2 separate regions of the Homo sapiens genome follow, and region 1 is linked to region 2. A link is a loop called in an ENCODE intact Hi-C map of the cell type or tissue named here. Cell type or tissue: PC-3. All regions are shown on one strand. Region 1 overlaps IMMP2L (inner mitochondrial membrane peptidase subunit 2). Region 2 overlaps IMMP2L (inner mitochondrial membrane peptidase subunit 2).

Evidence for each region. Hi-C counts contacts between places; a loop is a spot of excess contacts. Peaks named below come from ENCODE experiments on the same cell type or tissue, not always from the same donor. Only the 100,000 strongest peaks of a DNase experiment are listed, where the experiment ranks them.
Region 1: it touches region 2 in a loop (5-fold over the local background); 4 of 110 quality-filtered maps call a loop at or near these places.

What each region holds. Positions count from the first base shown.
Region 1 is chr7:111,555,247-111,559,246 of GRCh38, reverse strand. The region is part of intron 1 of IMMP2L (inner mitochondrial membrane peptidase subunit 2); the gene reads left to right. Among named protein-coding and RNA genes, the nearest start is that of IMMP2L, 5.2 kb to the left of the region's middle. In PC-3, no CTCF peak of the experiment used is centred here; no DNase peak of the experiment used is centred here; H3K27ac peaks cover 835 bases.
Region 2 is chr7:111,328,062-111,332,061 of GRCh38, reverse strand. All of the region lies in intron 3 of IMMP2L (inner mitochondrial membrane peptidase subunit 2), which reads left to right. Among named protein-coding and RNA genes, the nearest start is that of IMMP2L, 230 kb to the left of the region's middle. In PC-3, a CTCF peak has its summit at 2,230; no DNase peak of the experiment used is centred here.

The sequences.
Region 1 (4,000 bases), 230 kb before region 2:
CTCTGGAAACTGAGAAAGACAAGTTCACAGACATCTGATTTCACACCAGACATCTGGTTTCACTTTACTGAGGAGTATGTTTTGTCAGTAGATTATAGGCATATTAACTGTACTGCTATAGTTTGTGGCATTTCTCTCATAAGCTGTGGTCTGTAGGGTTTAGTATGATGTTTTAGTCAAATGACAGCCCACCGAAAATGAGCACCTGGTCAGATAAGCACATTTCCCATAGGTTTCTTCTAGTGTCATTGTTCTTACAAGTTAACAAGGCAAAATCATTCTATCTTTGGTGGCTTTTGTATTTTTTGTGGAAGCAAGAAAATATTCTTAAAGAAAAGCCTTACTTAAGAACCCATTGTATTCCACAAGTTCATTTTCAAGTCTGTTGTTTGTAAAGTTAACAATGTACTTATAGGAATAAATAGCATTTAGATTTCCAGATCAGAACCCCAGGAAATCTAGTACTTACTTTCCTAAAGGTACTAAGGAAAGCTTTTTAAACTCATTGTGTGCTTATTATATATTAGTGGTACTGTAGACTCTAATCAACATATATAATAGTGTTTTGGAGGTAAGTGTCTCCTGAGTGCCAACCTAGAATGGCTGGACCACGTCTCCCTCCATTTTGAGGTAGTGAGGGGTATAGAAAAAGCTCTGGAGGTTGTCATTCTTAGGTTTTCAGGCAGGGCCTGTTATTGCTTAACTGTTGACCTTGGACACAAATTCCTCATCTATAAATGGGATAATTACTTATGATTACTGTGAAATTCAGTGAGTGAGTGTAATGTGGCACAGAATCTGCCGTAAAATAAATTCTCAGTAAATAGTTGTTTCATTTTTCCTCAAAGTCCTAGACACAAGAACAAAGATACCCTTCTATCCCTTGCCCTTGCATCCAGATTAAGTCACTGGCCTGGACCTGTGGCTCCATTGGAGGGGAACTACCCATGGTATTGGGGATTTGGTAGTGAGGACTCAGAAGGGGTCATGCAGAATAATGACAAAGGAGAGGGGTTGTGAACTGAGAGAAAGGTGGCAGTCTTTTGCTCAGTCCATGAATTTAGATCAATGAATTACTTGTTTCCTAGAAAGAACCATCTTTTTCTCTGGCTTCTCTGTTGATCTTTGTCAACTGTTCCGCTGGAAACTCTTACCTTCTTAATGTCTACTTAGTCCAATAATAAGTTTTTTTCTTTGTCATCTTCATACTACCTGAATAACCATATTTTTCTATTTTTTTTAATGGTTAGGACTTAGTAATGGATATCTGTACTACAGTAACAGATGTCTGTACTAAAGATGTCTGTACGTTCTTAAGATCTGGTGTTTTTTTTTCTATACTCAAAGTCCAGTTGATTTTCTTGTTCTTTCATTGACTCGTACCTTATTCATTAACCTCGCCCCTCCTTTTTTTAGTATATCTATCTGCATTGAGCTAGTAATGTACATGGAACTAGTGACTGTGTGAATTGAACTAGTTAGGAGGATATAAAGATGAAAAGTCATCTTTGACCAAGGATCTTATAGTCTGTAGGACTACAGATATCTTGACCAATAGTTCAAATACTGTATGCTATTTGCTATAACAGAGGTAGGTACAAGTACAAATGAAATCTAGCAAGAGCTCTTGATCTCTGCCTGCAATACCAGGTAAGGGTTTTAGTAGTGGTTGTGTTTGAGCTGAGACTTGAAAACTGAGTAGGAGTGGGCATGTTGACAAGCAATAGAAAGCATTTCTAGGTAAAGCTAACAGCATGAGTAGTTGTGTGGCATTACGAGAACATAGTGTATACTGGGAACTATATGTAGGTCAGTTATATTAGAGTGTGAAGGACAAGGTCAGGAGTGAAAGGAGATGAAACTGGTTAGCCAGTTCAGGGTACACTTCCTAGATGAAACTGGATAGCCAGTTCAGGGTACACTTCTTATACCATGTGTAGTAGTGAGCCACTGAAGAATTGTGAGTGTCATGGAAGATCACTGAAAGCAGTGTGCTGGGTAGATTGAGGGTAGAGTGGGGTTGGGTGTGGGGTCATGGCAAGACTGGAAGCTTTCAAGGACAGTACATCAGTAGGGATAAGAGAGGTTGAAAGCTTAGATAAAGGTGGAAGTAGTGGGAATAGAGAAGTGAGAATGTTTAGGAAAAGTAAGATGAGGGAGAATTTGCTGGTCTTTGTGACTGTTTGAATGTAAAAGATATGGGAGAGGGAGAATGTTAGAATGCTTCCTAGGTTTCTGGGTTGTGAGTGGGAAAAGAGAAGAGGAAGAAGGTATGAGGGAGAAGAGAATGAGTTCAACTTTGGACCTGTGTTTAACATGCTCGCAGGGCATATCATTGGCAAGTGTGAGATGTCTAGAAGGCAGTTGGATATAGGATCCTGGAACATCACAAGAGATTGCAAAGGCTGGAGAAACAGATTTGTGTGTTCTTACCATATGGAGAGTAACTGAAGTATCCATAGATACGGATAAAAGTACATAGAGGAATTGTATAGAAAGAGAAGAGAAAAGGGCTAAAAATTAGTCTTAGAGAATGTAAAAATTTAAAGGAGAAACCATAAAAGAGAAAGATGTAAAGATGCTGAAGGAGAGTGGCCATTAAGTATGATGATGATTGTAAAGTTACAATCATCAATGACTGTTAGAAGTCACTGGTTTCATTGTAGTGGTGGAGGTAAAGCTATCGTGCTGTGGGTAAAGGACTGAATAGGAGATGAGGCTGAAGGGGGCTGGACATGAGAATAGAGAGTAGATATGCTTGGGTCCCTCTTAGGAGATAATTGTTCTTCAGTCAGGGTATTTACTTAATACATTTTATTGTGTATATTTAAGGAAAATAACATGTTATGGAATACATGTAAATAGTAAAATGGTTACTGTAGTGAGACATAGTAACATCCATCATCTTACATAGTTATCCATTTTTGTGTGTATGACAAGAGTAGCTAAAATCTACTCATTTAGCAAAAGTCAGGAATACAATACAGTATTATATAGTACTGATGCTGTACATGAGTTCCCAAACTCTTTCATTATACATGGCTGCTACTTTGTGTCCTTTGACCTACATCTCAATTTCCTTCCCCCTCCCCTGGGATCACTGTTTTATTCTCCATCTCTGTATGCACACATATTAGAATCCCCTAGAGAGCTTTTAAAAATTCCGACTGATATCTTTACAAGGTTGCGGTTTCATTTTCTTTGGGTATGTATATATATATATATATACATGCACACAGAAGAGGGATGGCTAATTGGTACAAAATAGAAGTAATGGTAGTTCTATTTTTAATTTCTTTAGGAACCTCCCTACTTTTTCCATAATGGTTGTACCAATAGTATACAAGGGTTCTCTTTTCTCCCACCCTCGCCAACACTTATCTCTTGTTTTATTTGGTAGTAGCCATCTTGATGGGTGTGAATATATGGAAACAACCTAACTGTCCAACAAAAGACAACAGAAAATCAAACTGCAGTACATATATAGAATGGAATATTATTCAGCCTTAAAAAAGAAATAGATTCTGCTTTTTGCCATAAGATAGGTAAACCTAGGGGACATTATGCTAAGTGAAGTAAGCCAAATGCAGAAAGAAAAATATTGTATTATCTCACATGTGGAATCTTAAAAAAAAGTCAAATACATAGTGAAATCATATCACTGCTTCAGATTTTATTTTTTGAGAGAGAAACAACATGTCTGTATGCTGTGAGTTAGAAACACCATAGAAAGGGAGATGTTGAAAATACAGTTGCCTGATTCCTTGCTTGTCATATTTTTTTTTTTGTGAATGAAGATTAGGTTGTCGCTTTGTTTGCCTACTCCTTCCCGGCTTGCAAAATTCATATCTGACCCCAACTGTCAGATATGAATTTTAAATGTCCTTTCTACTCTATTCTTTCCTGCCCCACAGTTCACTGCTGTCTTGCTCTCACTACGTCTGGCCCTTTTGCATACATTATTCTCTAACCTAATCCAGTTGTGCGTAAAAACTCCATT
Region 2 (4,000 bases):
GTTTTTGTGGCATTATTTCTACTTTGAGAAAACAGCACATAATATATAGCATATAGCACATGATGTATTTTCCCGTGTGTCTTATACCTACAAATAAATATATATATGTATACTATTAGTTTTTTTGCTTAACTTTCCCAGTTAATAACAAGTTGGGTTAAGGTCATCTTCTAGTAGATTCCTTAAGAACTCATGGATCCAGAATTCCTTGAATTCTTGCATGTTAAAAACTTTTTTTATAGCTTGGATACTCGAAGGCAGCTTGGCTATATACAAATCCTTGGATTTCCCTTTATTTCCTGGAGCCTTATGGAAATGCTGCCCCATTGGTATCTTGCTTTGAATCTTTTTAAAAATTGTAAATTGATAATTTATAATTGTATAAATTTATGGAGTATAAAGTGATGTATGATCCATGAATACAATGTGGAATAATTAAATCAAGTTAGTTAACAACATATTCAATACCTCAAATACCTTTTTTTGTGGTGAGAACATTTGAATGTTACTCTCTTAGCAATTTTAAGATGTGCAGTACTCTATTATTGACTATAATCATCATGCTGTGCAATAGAACTAAAAAAAGCATATTTCTCCTGAGATTTTATACCCTTTGGTTATCATTTCCCCATTCCTTACTGCCTGAACTGCTTTAACCACCATCCTACTCTCTGCTTCTATGAGTTAGGTTATTGTAGATTTCACATATAAGTGAGAACGTGATATTTGTCTTTGTTTGCCTTATTTATTTCACTTAGCATAATGTTCTCCATTTTCACACATGCTGCTACAAATGACAGAATCCTTCTTTTTAAGGGCTGAATAGAATTTCACTGTGTATATTTACCACATTTTGTTTATCCATTCATCCATTGATGGGCACTTAGGTTGATTCCATAACTTAGCGATGGTGAATAGTGCTGCAATAAACATGGAATGCAGACATTTCTTCAACAAACTGATTTCAAATCTTTTAGGTAAACACCCAGAAGTGGGATTGCTGGGTCATATGCTAATTCTATTTTTAGTTTTTTGAGGAACTTCCATACAGTTTTTCATAATCGATATACTAATATATATTCGCACCAACAGTATACAAGGATTCCCTTTTCTCCACATCCTTGTCAATATTTGTTAACTTTTGTCTTTTTGATAATAGCCATTCTGATAAGTGTAAGATGATATCTCATTGTGGTCTTTAATTTGCATTTCTCTAATGATTAGCGATGTTGAACATTTTTTCATATGTCTGCTGGACATTTGTATGTCTTCTTTTGAGAAATTTTTATTCAGATATCTTGACCATTTTTAAATTGGATTTTTGGTTTTCTTGCTATTGAGTCATTTGAGCTTTATGTACATTTTGTATACTAACCTCTTGTTGGATATGAATCTTATTTTTGATAAATCTATTGCCAGTCTAATTCTTTTACTTGTGTATGTTGTTTGAATTCATTTGCCTGGATTCCCTGAGGATTTTTCCTTTATCTTGAATGTCTACTACTTTTACTAAAATATGTCTCTGAGTTGATTGTTACAAGTTTTTTTTTTCCCCCCACCCCGTGGCTAGTGGGCCCTTTCAGTATATAAGTTGTGGTTGTTTGTGTTTGAATACTTTCTTGGTTAGAATTTCATTATTAGTCATATTTTATTTTAAAAAGTCTTCTTCAGAAATTCCATTTATATATAAATTGTATCTTCTTTTTCCTGTCTTCCATTTCAGCCACTTTCTCTTTGACCCTTTTTACTTTTTTCTCTATTTCATTTTATTCATTTAGTTGATTTTCTACTATTTTTCCAGTGTCTCTTATTGCATTTTCTTTCAAATCTGTTTTTCCTTGGGCATCTTGTAATTTACGTTCCATTTCTGATGTGATTTTGTATTTTTCTTCTCTTTTCTTTCTGTGTTCAATCAATTGGTGTTTTATTTTTTCCTTTTAAAATTTTCTGGTCATTCATTTCTCTACTTAGTTTTTAATTCTTATTTCAAGGTTGTTTTTTAAATCTACCTAATTGCAGAATTTATGGATATTTATTAGTTTTGAGTGTTATGGTTTTCTTCTGTTTTGCCACTGTTCTTGCCAGTGTCTTGCCATTTGTTTGTGTGAGAGGGTGGAATTTTTTATCACCTTAATTGTTTGGGTCCTTATTTTCAATTTTCTTTTTATGCTAGGTTTTTGTTTATCTGTATGTTGGGATGGCTTAACATTTCTAGTTCAAGAGCACCCTCTCCTGTTATTGTAAGCAAAGTATTGTTTCTTTACTGGATGGCATGGTTTTCAAATGGCATATGCCTTCCAATTTTTAAATTTTCTTTTGTTTTATGTAATTCGAAATGTTCTCCCCTTTTTCTCTCTCTAATGTATAGTTTCCAAAGAAACCTCTCCTGTTGTTTTAGCTGTCTTTTCTCTCCAAAGTGACGCCTTTGCAAGGTGGCTTGTCATGTCCCATGTGCGTTTTCAAGTCTCCTTTCTGTTATCAGTGTTCTGAGCTAACTGTTCACTTTTCAGTATATATAGGGCCAAGGGCTGAGTTTCTTTCTGTTTCTAGCAGTGGTTTTAAATCATGGTTCAACCTGCCCTTAACTCCTCTCTGCTCTCGTTTGTGTAGTTTCTCCTGAACTGCTCTTGGTCTCCATGAAGGCTACTGGCAGGAGCACATGAGAGAGGTAGGTAGGTCTTGATGTTTATATTTATATTTACAAGTACTTTGAAGTTTGGAGTTTCCTTGTTTTCTAGTTATGTTGAGATAGGGTGTGTAGTTTTAATTCTTCTCCTTCTCTTTTTTTTCCTCTTCCTGTTTCTGTTTCTTTTCAGGATATTTTGGTACTTTCAAATTTATACCTCTGCCACAGCTTCAGCTGCCTAGAATCCTCTCTATTAATGCATTCTTAATAGCGCTCAACATCCTGCAGCAACTTAAATGTTTCGTATCTTGGCTTATTATGAATTTGAATACTGAATAACATGATTGTACATGAAAGCTTTTCAAAAGATGTGACGATCTTTTAAATTATTGTAGGCTTTATGAGACACCTAGTCTGAGCAGGTTAGGAAAAAGTAGATTCTGAGATCTTACCAAGGTCTTACTAATGTAAAAATCAATGGCTTTTTTTTTCTCTGTGTTATTAATGGTTAGGGTCCCAATGTTTTTTTGTGAGACTAAATAATAAAATAATGATCTTTTTAAGTGTGGTGCATCATTGACTGCTGTCTTTTTATCTGAGAAAACTATGTATGTTTAGTAAGTCCAAGGGCACGTTGAAGTTTCATGTGGAATAGTTACATGGGAATTTGCTGCAGCAATTACTCTGCTGTTTAATGACAAGCAATTATCCACATCACTTCTCAAGCTATACATCTCTCTCTCTTGCCCTTCAGCATTATGAACATCCCACCCATGGGCATGAGCATTTATTCTACACAGTATCCAGCTGTTACCTACTCTAAGACGTAACACACCTCTAGTTTTTATAACTAATTCTAAGCCTTGCTGTATTGGGGCTTGTAAAATATAAACCCTTACTTTTTATAATTGCCATTTACTTTATATTCTTCAAACTTTGTAATGCTTTTAGAATTTGTGGGCCCTGAAATAATTTTTGTACCAATAAGGAGCAAGAAGGGATAGTTGCTTTTCTACTGGGGAAAACTCAGTAACCATGTAAATGCATTTCTAAGTATCATTCTGTGGGCTCCTATTTAGTTCTAGCTGCCATGTATTTCATTGTAATATGTCATAATTGCAGTCATATTGTTTAAATTATTTTTCCTGAATTATATCAGTTTTTGAAACATCTTTAATATTCCTTTGTAACCTGCCACTGGGTGGAAAAGAACCCCAGCTGTATTGACAGTTTTCAAAATAACTTTTAAGAGCTTATAGGAGAATACTCTGAGAGAGCTGTTTTAATGGTGCTGTTTTCAAAAATCGTACAAGTTCTCTGAGTAAGATTGGATCTTTGTAGTTTCATTAGTTCTATTATGACTGAGAGGTCATG